Linked DNA regions of Homo sapiens: region 2 is linked to region 1. The links are chromatin contacts, found by Hi-C or POLR2A ChIA-PET in ENCODE. All regions are on one chromosome and are shown on one strand. The core of a region is the stretch at or near the end of the contact, and the rest is flanking DNA. Distances in the headings are between cores, read along the strand shown.

Region 1 (5,728 bases), core at 1,680-4,179:
TCTGGTACCCACTCCTACCAACGCACTGACCCTGGAGGGTTACTGCTTCGTGTGGGGTAAGATGGAGAACCTGGGAGGTTGGAAGCTGGTGAGATTTAGGAACTGGGAGCCTGCAGTGTGTGGAGGTTGTGGGGGTGGAATGTGTGTTTGGTGTGAGTGCTGGGGTCTGCGTGTTGGTGTGAGGAGGTGAGAGGCTGTCTGAGTTTGCCTTTGTATCTGTAAGATTGTATGTTTCAATCCCTGTAGGTGTGACTGTTTATGTCTTTTTGTGAGTGAGGACCTGTCTGTGTGATCACATGAGTGTGTACGATCTGTATTTGAGAGTGCATGTGTGTGGAAGCATGCTAATTGTGTGGGAGAGGTGAAAGATGATTGACAGGGAAGGGGCGGAGGGTGGGAGCCCACACTGAGTGCACAGTTTCATCCTTCCTCAGGCTCTGCTTGTCATGGCTGAAATCCCCTGGACTGCATTGGGACCATACTGCTGAGAGTCTGGTTGCTGGGCTTCAGCTGACAGAACATCAGAGCCCCAGGATGGGATAGCCACAAGTTGGGAAGGTGAGGCAGGGTGAGGGGCTTGATGATGGGGAGCAGGCAGAAAGAACAGGCTGCAGAGCTAGGGCTGCTGGAGCCTGATGTCTGGTCCAAGTTCCAGCTCCTCCACTCATGGGGTGAGCTGGGGCAAGTCACTTCACTCTCTGAGCCTCAGTTTCCTCATCAGAACAATGGGCCTGTACACTAAGCATTATCCACCCCAAATCCTAGAAGCCTGCCTTCTCCTCCTGGCTCTGGGAAGTTGACCATTGGAGGCCTGGGACACTGGCCTGTCTGGAGGCTGGGGAAGTATGAGACGACCCCTTCTTCCCTTCCCTGCGCCCAGAAGGCCTGACTTGTCCTACTGCACCCCTCCCATCACAGTGATCTGTGTGGGCTCATAACAACATAAGCTAGACGGTGATCCTGTATCACCTTCCTGCATTCTGGGAGGCTCGGCCTCCAACTCCCAGACCAGGGAATGGTCTCCACTCCTCCAATCCTTCCCAGGTTCAGAAGCAGGAATGGGGGAAGTCCTGCCTGTCCCCTCTCTGACTTTACTTTCCCTTTCTAGAGCAGGGGTATTCTGGGATGGGAGGACTGAGTGTCCCTGCTGCCTGGTCCTCAGAGTTGGCTAGCTCCCCCCATGCCCCTCATTCCCCCGCCTGCTCGCCTGTAGAGCTGTGGCCCGGGCAGCTGTCCGGCTGAGTGGGTTAGCAACACAAGACAGATGGCGAGGGATTATCTCAGCTTCTCAGAGCACGATGGTGGCAGCGGCGGGGGTGGGGGGAAGGCTCTCACACCCTCCCCATGTGTGTGTACACACACACACACAAATGCACACATGCAGCTCCCCGCTCCTGCCCCAGACCCAGCCCAGCCTCCTGCTATTTATGAGGCGGGCAGGAAGACAAGAGGAGAGATGAGATTATGAGAATTGGTGAGAACCGTGGGACTTGGCAATCTTGTCCCTGCCCCACTTGGCTCCCAGACCACAGGCTGAACCAGCTTCTCAGGCCCTTCTTGGACCCTGCCCCTGCTATTGTGATTTCTCTGCAGCTGCCACCACTGGGAATGGTACATTCAGGAGGGCATGGTTTTACAGAGAAGTTTGAGGCCCAGAGATGTGCGAGCTGCACTCAAAGTCACACAGCAAGTTTGGTTCATTAGCAGGGTAAGTTCTGGGGGGTGGCAGGTGGTGGAGTCTCTTAGCTGTCCTGGCACTGGCTGTGGGGTCCTTGGGTCTTCTGCAAACAAGGTGTTTGCCCTAGCACTTGATGCTGCAGCCCAAGGTCCCACAGGGGCATGTCACAAGGCCAGCTGCTGGCACGCAAGTACTCACAGGCACAGCCTCTTGTTCATATACACTGTCAGGCTCTGGGTGAAGGCTATGTAGAGTTGAGTGACAGAGCTGGGTCTCCAGGCTGTGTCACTGTGAAAGAATTGGGGCAGGGTTAGAACCCCACTAGAGTGAATTCTCCTACCTGTCCCTCAATTTGCCACAGGCAGATGGTGGAGGGACTTTCCAGCCTCGGCCACACACTCAGGCCCCCCTACCACCACATTTGCCCATTAACAGCCCCACTCCAAGTCCTGAGTCATCTATGCTGAGTCGCCTGGGGAGGAGTGTGGGCCAGGAGACTGGGCAGGATTTGCGAATGGCAACCCCAGGGGGCCCTTTTCCCAGCATGGGTGGGCGGGGCCGACGCAGTGGGGAAGGCAGGGTGGAGGCCTTCTGAGAGAACTTCTCTGCTCCTAGCTGCCAATGTCCTGACTTCGCCCCCGTCCCCAAGAGTGACTCAGTGTCTGCTGGATGCGGTAGTGCGGGTGCGGGGCAGTGCGGAGCTGCTGCGGGTTGCCCAGTGCCACTCCCTTCAGAGCAAACCCACTTCTTGAGGCCCCGAGGCCCCCGCCTGGGGGTCTCCTGTGTTCACGTGTGCCTGCCCAGGCTGTCAAGTGAAACATGACCTCAGGGTCAGCCTGGCCTGCCTCTGGGGCTGCATTATTTGCGGGGTTTCCAACATGATGGTACCACCCACACTGTCCGGTCACAAACAAGACCGACACCGCCAGGTTTACCTGCTCCTGCCCCCTCAAACCATTGAATCAGCCCCTCTCTTGCTATTGGATGAGAGGGGTTGCCAGGACCAAGCCCCTCCTCCCCACCGCCAAGGTGACCACACGTCTAGGTATCAGGGGTGGTGGGCCCACTGCAGAGCGCTAGGCCGAACTCATCTCCTGGATCCAGGCCAAGCTCCACCTCTCTGTCTCTCCAGACTCAAGTTGGTCATTTGTATCGTGAAAGCTGGACAAAACTATATCTAAGCTCCCCATCTTCCCTCAAAGCTTGGCCTGGGGAGCCCTACATGAAACCTTGGAGCTTCTGAGCCTTCCCCCACCCCCAGCGGGGGGCTTTTCGTTCTGTGAAGGTCTCAAAGTAACATTCTAAAGAGGCACCGTGAGAGCCAATCAGAGAGCCCATGTAAATAACGGCCCGCTGATTGGCTGTCTCCTTCACGCCCTGAACGAAACTTCAACTTCATCAACTCAGCGAAGATTTTTTCCTCTGGCCTCGCGCGCCCTGCAGAAGGCGGGGCTGGGGGGTCACCCGAGCCTTCTCCCTGCCGCAGGCTACCTGGGCCCGCCGAATGGGATCGCGCTGGGACAGGCGGGGGCGAGTGTGCCGCCCTGACCCTGGCCCCGGGGGTGTTATTCTGGTACAGAATCCCCCGCGGGGGAGGCCCGAGAAGTGAGGCACCCCCGCTTCTTTGTAGGACCGCCACAGAACGGGCTGCAGGCCGCGAGTATAGAGCTTGGCTGGGCGGGATCGATATCTGCCCGCTGGACTGATGCGCGAGGGAGGCTGCTAGACAGGCTGGCTTTGCGGCAGTGTGATGGCCGCGCAGCACCCCCTGACCCCCACGGCTCCCCAACCCCGCCATTCCCTTCATCTAGCGCTCCCGGGGAAGCCGAGGCGGGCAAGTGGCGTAGCGATGGAGGGCGCACCCAGGGGCAGCGACGCTCCCTCGCTCTGGCTCCCAGCCCTGGTGGTGGGTGCAGGAGTGAGGGTAGCCCAGGGTCGCACCCTGCTCCCAACCTCGGCTCGTCCCCACCCTCCACGGTCGTCCGCAGCTCGAGGCAGCCTGCATTTCTGCCAGTATCCTGTCCCCTCGCCCGGTCCTTCGCCCTCCTCCCACTTTCATTGTGTGTCTCCTCTCTGGCTCTGAGGTTCCTCCTCCCTCCCTTCTCTCTCTGGGTGTCTCCGTGTCTATCTCCACATCTCCATCTCCATTTCTTTCTCTGCCTGTCTCTGTCTCTAGCTGTCTCTGTCCCTCAGTCTCTGCTCAGGTCTCCGCTCGCCTCTTGCTCATTTTCGTTCCTCTCTTTGTCTGTCTGACTCTCTCTTGTCTCCCCCCCTTCAGTTACCCCCAACCCCCCGCACACACACACACCTCACAGCCCTGTTTACGACATCCCCTGGGCTGGCAGGTGGGCGGGGCTGCAGCAGAGCGGGGGTGAGAGAGGGAGACGCAGCCTCCCCCCCAGCTGTTAACCTTCACGCTTCAGGCCTCTGCGGATGGCAGAGGAGGGGGAAAGCCCAGCTGCCAGCTTGGCGGAGGTGACCGGGCGGGGGCTGGGGGCTGTCCCTCCCTCTGGGCTCGTCTCTGGGGAGATCTGGGGCCGGAAGGAATGTGGTGGAGGGCGCCTTCGGCTGAGGAAGGCTGTTGCCGGATGGGTGGCCTCCTGAAGGCTTGTGCTGGCGAGGCGGGTGCCCAAAGGGGGCTCTGAGCGGTGTCGGCCCTGCCCGCAGCCCGGCCGGACGTGGGGGCCGGCGTGAGAATCCCGCCCATCTGTGAGCCGGCCTCACGCCGTCAGACCCAATTTATCTCGCCGCCAAAGTTTCACAGCCATCTGCTCGAGTGGAACGGCTTCCAGCGCTGGCCCCACCGGGCCCCCCAGCCAGCGCGGGGATGTTTTCCAATACGACAGCATCGCCCCGCCAAAGCAAGGAGGGGGTGTAGGGGGAGGCGGCAGAGCGCGGTGCGCGGGGCTGGCAGGCAGCCCTCTCCCGCGAGCGAGCCGACCCTGAATTTTAAGCGATTGATCAGGAAGCTCAGGCCGTTCCCATCACTTTGAGCAGCCAAATGCGACGGCGCAGGGATTTCAAGGGGCCTTTGCGGAGGCGGTAATGAGGTCACCGTCACTGCGCCAGCCCGCGGGCGGGAGGGGGCGAAGGTCTGCGGACACGTGTGAACACAGCCTGTGAACCGAGCCACATCTGTATTCACGTGACCCCCGGGGCCCCAGCACTGACCCAGGAAAACTCGGCATTTGGATCTGAGCTGATTCACACTCCCCCGCCCCCACCCCACCTACCCAGCCAGACACGGTTCGAGAGGCTGAGCTAGAACCCAGCCCTGCCACATCCATGATTCCATGATCACCTCAGACAGCTTCAGCACAAGAGCCCCAACTCTCTTCTCCTCCCCGCTATGTGCCTAAAATACACATATTTGGGCACCTGCCCATTGCACTTCTGAACAAGCCTGTGGAGACAGATGTACCCTAGGCCCCCGGTAATCACACAGGTGCACACATTCCAATTACACACCTGACCGCAATGCTCGTGCATTAGTACACTCCCAACCACCACCACTACCACCCCCAAACATGCACACAGGTACTCCATCATTTTCAAGCCAGCACCCAGCAACACACGAGCCCCCAAACTCCCCTCCCCCGGGCGAACTCATGTGCACACTCATTCCCAAGACCCCGAGCTTGCTGCCATGTCCGCGCGGGTGGGCGCCTCCACTGCCCGCCAGGCAGCGCGGGTGCAGACCTCGAAGAGAACAAAGGCCGGGCAGGTGGGAGGGAGGGGCGCTGAGCCCCCGGCCCGTCCTCCTAGGCAATGCTCGTCTGTCTCGGCTCCGCGGCCACCGCATCGAGCGGCTCTGATTGCCGAGTAAATCACCGCGATGATCTGAATAATTATCGTCTCCTGAAAAGGGAAAAAACAGAGAATAAATAAAGAGAGAAGGGAGCAGTCACCTGATTTCTAGGAGCCCTGGGGTATGTTGGGGGGGGTGAATACATAGGGGTGGGTGTCAGTGGCCCCCTGCGGATCCTCGGGACTTCTGTTGGGATGGAGTGCAGGTGGGATGGGCCTCAGGGCAGACAGTCCTTCCTTAAA
Region 2 (5,728 bases), core at 1,680-4,179, 42 kb after region 1:
TCTTTGTCTTCTCTTCTCCTCTCCTCTCCTCTCCTTTCCTCTTCTCCCTTCTTCCCTCCCTTCCTTCCTTTTTTTTTTTTCAGGGTCTGCTCTGTTGCCCAGGCTGGAGTGCAGTGGTGCTATCTCGGCTTACTGCAACCTCTGCCTCCTGGGTTTAAGCAATCCTCCTGCCTCAGCCTCCCTAGGAGCTGGGACTATAGGCATGCACCACCATGCCTGGCTAATTTTTGTATTTTTAATAGAGATGGGGTGTCACTATGTTGGCCAGGCTGGTCTTGAACTTCTGACCTCAGGCAATCTGCCTGCCTTGGCATCCCAAAGTGCTGGGATTACAGGTGTGGGCCACCGTGCCCGGCCCTCATTGCCTTCCTGATGGCCTGTTTTCCCTGTGATGCTCGTCACTGTCTATAATATTATATACTTCACTTACTTATTATGTTTGTTTCTTCTCTCCTCCCACCTCCATTGGAAGCATGATTCAGGAGGGCAAGGATTTTTGTGTTTTTTTGTTTACTGATATGGCTCACCTAGAATAGTGCTTGGTACATGTAGGGACTCAATATATATTTGTTGAATGAATCAGTGAAGGAAGGAAGTATGATAATGTGGGAAGGGGTCTCCAATCTAAAAATGGGTTAGATGCTGGGTGCAGTGGCTCGCGCCTATAATCCCAGCACTCTGGAAGGCTGAGGTGGGAAGATCGCTTGAGGTCAGAAGTTTGAGACCAGCCTGGGCAATGCAGGGAGACCTTGTCTCTACAAAAAATTTAAAAATTAGCCAGGAGTGGTGGCATACACCCGCGGTCCCAGCTACTTGAGAGGCTGAGGCAGGAGGATCCCTTGAACCCAGGAGTTTGAGGTTACAGTGAGCTGTGATCACACCACTGCACTGTAGCCTGGGTGACAGAGTGAGACCCTGTCTCAAAATAAATAAATAGCCTGGGCGCTGTGGCTCACACCTGTCGTCCCAGCTCTTTTGGAGGCTGAGGCAGGAGGATCTCTTGAGCCCAGGAGTTTGAGATCGGCCTGAGCAACATAGTGAAACCCTGTCTCTACAAAAAATTCAAAAATTAGCCAGGTGTGGTGGCGGGTGCCTGTAGTTCCAGCTACACAGGAGGCAGAGAGGTGGGGGGATCACCTGAGCCCAGGAGGTTGAGACCGGAGCGAACAAAGATCGCTGCCACTGCACTCCAGCCTGGGGGACAGAGCAAGACCCTGCTTCGCTTTATTAAAAATAAATAAATAGATAAATAAATACATTTTTAAAATGAGTTAGGGTCAAGAAAAGGTGGCTTTCTGGTATGCCCAGGTGTCATGGACATTAGAGCTGTTTGCTGTGCAGCAGCTGTCCCCATTCTCCTGAAACATTCCCCCATTTTCCTTTGGGACAAATCCCCACCCACCATCAGTCAGTCCATGTGGTGGATCACCTGCGGCTGACTCCAGGCTTCACTTCAAAGGGGCAGTGACTCTTGGTGACTCAGTGATTGGTTCAGGGCTGGGAGCATTTCACATTTCACCATGTTGCCCAGGCTGGGCCGATGAGACTGAGTCCTGAGACTTCTGCTTGTACTGCACTGTTGGAATGGGGACGGCTTCTTCCCTCAAAGCTGGACGTAAGCTCAGACCTGCCTTAGCCAACTTGACGCGTTTTTGGAAGAGCCTGCCTGGAAATGAAGGCAGTGCAGAAGAGCACTGGGCTACAGATGTGGAGAAAGATCACATTTGAAAGCCTCTTCTGTACTGCCTGACCTACTCCTAAACTTGACTTTCCATTTAGAGAAACCCCTTTTCACTGATCAGTTTGAGTTGGGATTCTGTCACTCGCACAACCACTTACAGTACACCTCCACGAGCATCCGAACCGGGGAGTGAGGAGGGACGGGTTGGGGCCTGGGGGGTGTGTGGGATGTGTGGCCCCAGTGGTCTTCCCAAGTGAGAGAGGCTGAGCACATGGAGGGCACTCACTTAGCAGTGCTAGATGGAGGTGGCATGAAAACAGATTGCCTTGGCCTTGTCCTAGAAGCGCTCTCAAGCTGTCAGCGGAGAAGGTCATGGGCATGAACGGGGCAAACAAGACCAAGGGCTCCTACCATGCCTGAGCTGCAGGCTAAGCTGAGATGGATTCTGCCCCTCCACTCCACCCCCACGCCCCAGTGCAACAGAAAGCCCAGTTCCAGCACAGACGAAGGGGGGCCTGGGCTCTGCCACTTACTAGGGGTGCTCTGGGGTAAGTCACTGAACTTTCTGAGCTCGTGTCCTCATAGGTAAAATGGCAATCATGTCCACTTCATAGGAGTGCTGTAAGGGTGAAATGAGGTCATGCGTGGCAAGAACTCAGCATGAGCCTGGCTCACAGAACACTCTCAGCAGCAGTCAGCTGCCACAACCAGCGTTTGTTGGTGTTCTCTCCCAGCTAAGGAGTCCGCCTGGTGCCGCGGGTGCAGTTTCCAAAAACACCAGCAGGTGGCGCCCCGACCCCAAAAGAGCCCCCGTCGCTGGCCTTCCCAGGGCCGGGAGGGGCTGGGCTGGGCGGCCTGTTGAATCTCGGCCAGTTAGACCCGCGATCTTTCCCGCTGCACGGGGACCCGTGCGTGAACTCCTCTCAATTCTCTGTGGTCTCTGGCACAAGGAAGAGGGGGTCTGGGTCACCATGGGATAGTTGGGGAGCCTGTTTTCCATCCGTGTTGTGTAACGGCACGGCCTTCGGAGACAGCCTGGGCAAAGTTGAGGAAATACCCGGGTTGGAGCGGATAGGAGACTTTGAGAACGGGCGGGATCCCGACGCGCAGGCTGATTTTTGAGTGCCTGCGGCTGAACTCGGGGCGCCGCTGGGCCTGGTGCTGCGGTAGGAGGATGACCCATATGACCTGTATTCGCTTCCTTTCAGAGTGCGGGCGAGCGGGGCTGCGCTTCGCGGAAGACTCCGCGCAGTGCTGGGCACTGGGACGCGGGGAGTCTGGAAATTCTGCGTCTGGCCAGCAGAGGGAGGCGGAGAGCCCGCCCCCCCCGCGCCCCCCCCCGAACCCGTGCCCAGGCCTGGCCCGGCTCCCCCAGCCCGAGCTCCCCCTGCGGGAACCTTCCCGGCTTGGCCGCTCCTCCCTGGGCAGGACTCGACATGTCCCGTGTCCCTTCATTTTGGAAAAAGTCTTGCCCTCCTCTCCCCGCCCAGCTTCTTGGAGGAGCGCGTGGGTTAAGGGGAGGGTCAGTTTCAACCCGAACTCAACCCTAACCGCGCCGCGCGCCCCGCTCCCTGGGCCTCAGTGCGGGTGATGGCACGGACTGGCCACTCTAATTCTAGCAGCTGCGAATTCCTGGGACAGGGTGGGGTGACCTCCACTAGGGTAGAGACTGGGGGGGGCACAAGGGGCTTCTCCCCCTAACCCCCATCAACCCAGGCCTGGACGGCCAGCTGGACCTCCGGAAGCGCGGGCTGCCCACCCCATACCACCCCGGCCAGTTCCCGGGACTCTCCTGGACAGGCTCCCGGAGGCCCACAAAGGCCCTTAGATGCCGTTCTGGGCCAGGCTCTGCCGGGGCCCTGGGCCGGCGGCCGGCTGCCGGCTGGCTCTCGGCACTGCAAGTCCCTGGCACTCCTGTGGGGCTTTGTCCACCAGCCCTGGCCCCATGCTGGCCGGGCCTCGTCGCTGGGGGAGGGATTGCACAGGCAGGTCGTAGAGCTTGGGCAGTCTCCCTTTCTCCAGCCCGTGGCCTTGCTCTCCTCCAGGTGACTGGCCCCTTACCTCAGCCTTGCTGGCCCCCACAGCCAGGGCTGTCCAGTGAGCAAAGAGTGTGAGTCCTCCCCACGCTCCCTCCTGGCTAACATGGGAGTGGTGGGTCACGTTGTCCTCGTTTGCAGACCAGACCGGGGGCTCCAGGGATCTTCCCCAGGCCTCCGTGGCTCCCTGCCCCGGCTCCTGACTGCACGGTTTCCCTACTGTGGGCCTGTCAGGGTTGCGGCCCAGGCATGCGTTTGTCCCTGGCCACTCACTCTTTCATTCATTCTTCGGTTCATCACTCTTTGGATACCAACTTCATCCAGGCCCTGGGCTCAGGGAGGAGCTGGGGACTGAGAGGGAGTGTGCAGGGTCCTTGCGCTCATGGAGTGTCCAGTCCAGACAGTCACGACACAGTATGACATGTGCTGTGATAGAGGCAGACCTGCCCGGCCTGGGGGCACCTCCTCAGAGAGGCCTTCGCTGAACACCTGACTGAAGTAGCCCTACCCACCAGCCAGCTGCAGTCACACACCAGGTTTTGTTTGTTTGTGTGTTTCGAAGCCCTTCTAATATTTACAGCTGACTTCTTCCTTTATTAAGGAAGGATCGCTAGAGCCTGGGAGGTCAAGGCTGTAGTGAGCCGAGATCATGCCCCTGCATTCCAGCCTGGGTATTCCTGTCTCTAAAAGAAAAACAAAAAACAAAACAAAACAAAAACAAAAAGAAACTCACTCAACAAACTAGGAATAGTGGGCACTCATTATATGAGTGCTTCAGTAAATGCCCACTGGGTGCCAGGCACTGTTCCAGCCCCCTGGGAATCTACAAGGGAGAGAGGAAAATTCTTACCCTCATGGAGCCTATGGCCTAGTGATGGCAGCGGTGGTGGGGACACAGACCATTCCCAGAAAGGACAAGCATATGGTATATACATATGTGTTATGGAGGAAAAGAAGGCGGGGAAATGGGAGATGTGGATGAAGGAGGGGGTAGAATTTTAGTAGAGTGGTCAGAAAAGGTGACATTGGAAGAGAGCGCTGAAGGAAGTGAGGGGTGGGCGGTGCGGATACCTGGGGGAGGAGTGTTTTAGGCAGAGAGCAGCACGGGGCCGGGCGGGCGCTGAGGTGGGAGTGTCCCTGGTGCTTTGGAGGAACAGGGAGGGGACCGGTGTGTCTGCAGGAGAATGAGGTCAGAGGAGTGGTGGGGGCCAGATCTTATGGGATTTTGTGGCCTGCGTAAAGACTTGGTTTGAGTCTGGGCACGGGAGCTCGCGCCTGTAATCCCAGCACTTTGGGAGGCTGTGGCAGGAGGATCACTTGAGCCCAGGAATTCGAGACCAGGCTGGCCTTGTGGTCGTGATGTTTACGGCAAAGAGGAAGAGGAGGTCAGTGTGGGTTGGGTTAAGATGGAACTGCTCTTTGGATATCCTAGTGGCAACTTCAGGTCAGCACTTGGGTGTTGGGGTCTGACCTCAGGTGGAAAGGTCCAGGTTGGAGAATCACACACCGAGAAGCTTCAGGGTTTAGCTGGGCTTTGAAGCTGGGCTGGGGTCATCATGGGAAAGAGTGAGATGGAGAAGACCGAGGACTGAGCCCTGGGAGCTCTGGCATTGGAGGTCAGAGAGGGGCGGAGAAACTAGCAAAGGAAGATGAGAAGGTGCAGCCAGAGAGGCAGGAGGAAAAACATGACAGTGAGGAGTCCTGGAAGTCAAGGGAAGAAAGTATGTCAAGGAGGAAGCGGGGATGAACGGTGTCAGATGCTGTCAGGAAGCTAAGACCAGGCCTGTGAATGGACTTTTGGATTTAGCATTGTGGCAGTCACTGAGGACTAGGCCACAGTCTAGCACCATGTACAAACTTTAGAAAATGGTGGCCATGGCCGGGTGCTGTGGTTCATGCTTGTAATCCCAGCTCTTTGGGAGGCTGAGGTGGGTGTCCTGAGGTCAGTTGTTCAAGACCAGCCTGGCCAACATGATGAAACCCTGTCTCTACTAAAAATACAAAAAATTAG

Evidence for each region. Hi-C counts contacts between places; a loop is a spot of excess contacts on that map. ChIA-PET counts read pairs that join two places held with the same protein, here RNA polymerase II (POLR2A).
Region 2: a map with no recorded cell type shows a loop between it and region 1 (4-fold over the local background). The contact joins the enhancer-like site here to the promoter of PSD2-AS1 in region 1. A Hi-C loop is called at or near these places in 1 of 37 single-sample maps with no recorded cell type. POLR2A ChIA-PET finds 5 or more read pairs at or near these places in 4 of 52 experiments (GM12878, activated T-cell and naive thymus-derived CD8-positive, alpha-beta T cell).

Annotation. Positions count from the first base shown.
Region 1 is chr5:139,743,294-139,749,021 of GRCh38, forward strand. It overlaps PSD2-AS1 (PSD2 antisense RNA 1), which reads right to left and starts at 2,930. Exons shown (of 3, transcript NR_105053.2): 1 at 2,901-2,930; 2 at 1,877-1,966. It also overlaps a transcript of PSD2 not described here. RefSeq lists silencers at 683-1,276, 4,946-4,995 and enhancers at 2,800-3,447, 4,586-4,695, 5,393-5,728.
Region 2 is chr5:139,785,167-139,790,894 of GRCh38, forward strand. It overlaps a transcript of PSD2 not described here. Among named protein-coding and RNA genes, the nearest start is that of PSD2, 7.8 kb to the right of the region's middle. RefSeq lists silencers at 2,372-2,561, 2,942-3,091 and an enhancer at 4,876-5,376. Within about 2 kb of position 2,930, at least 17 of the 41 ENCODE cell types and tissues checked have a DNase peak (open chromatin) inside an H3K27ac peak, as active enhancers do.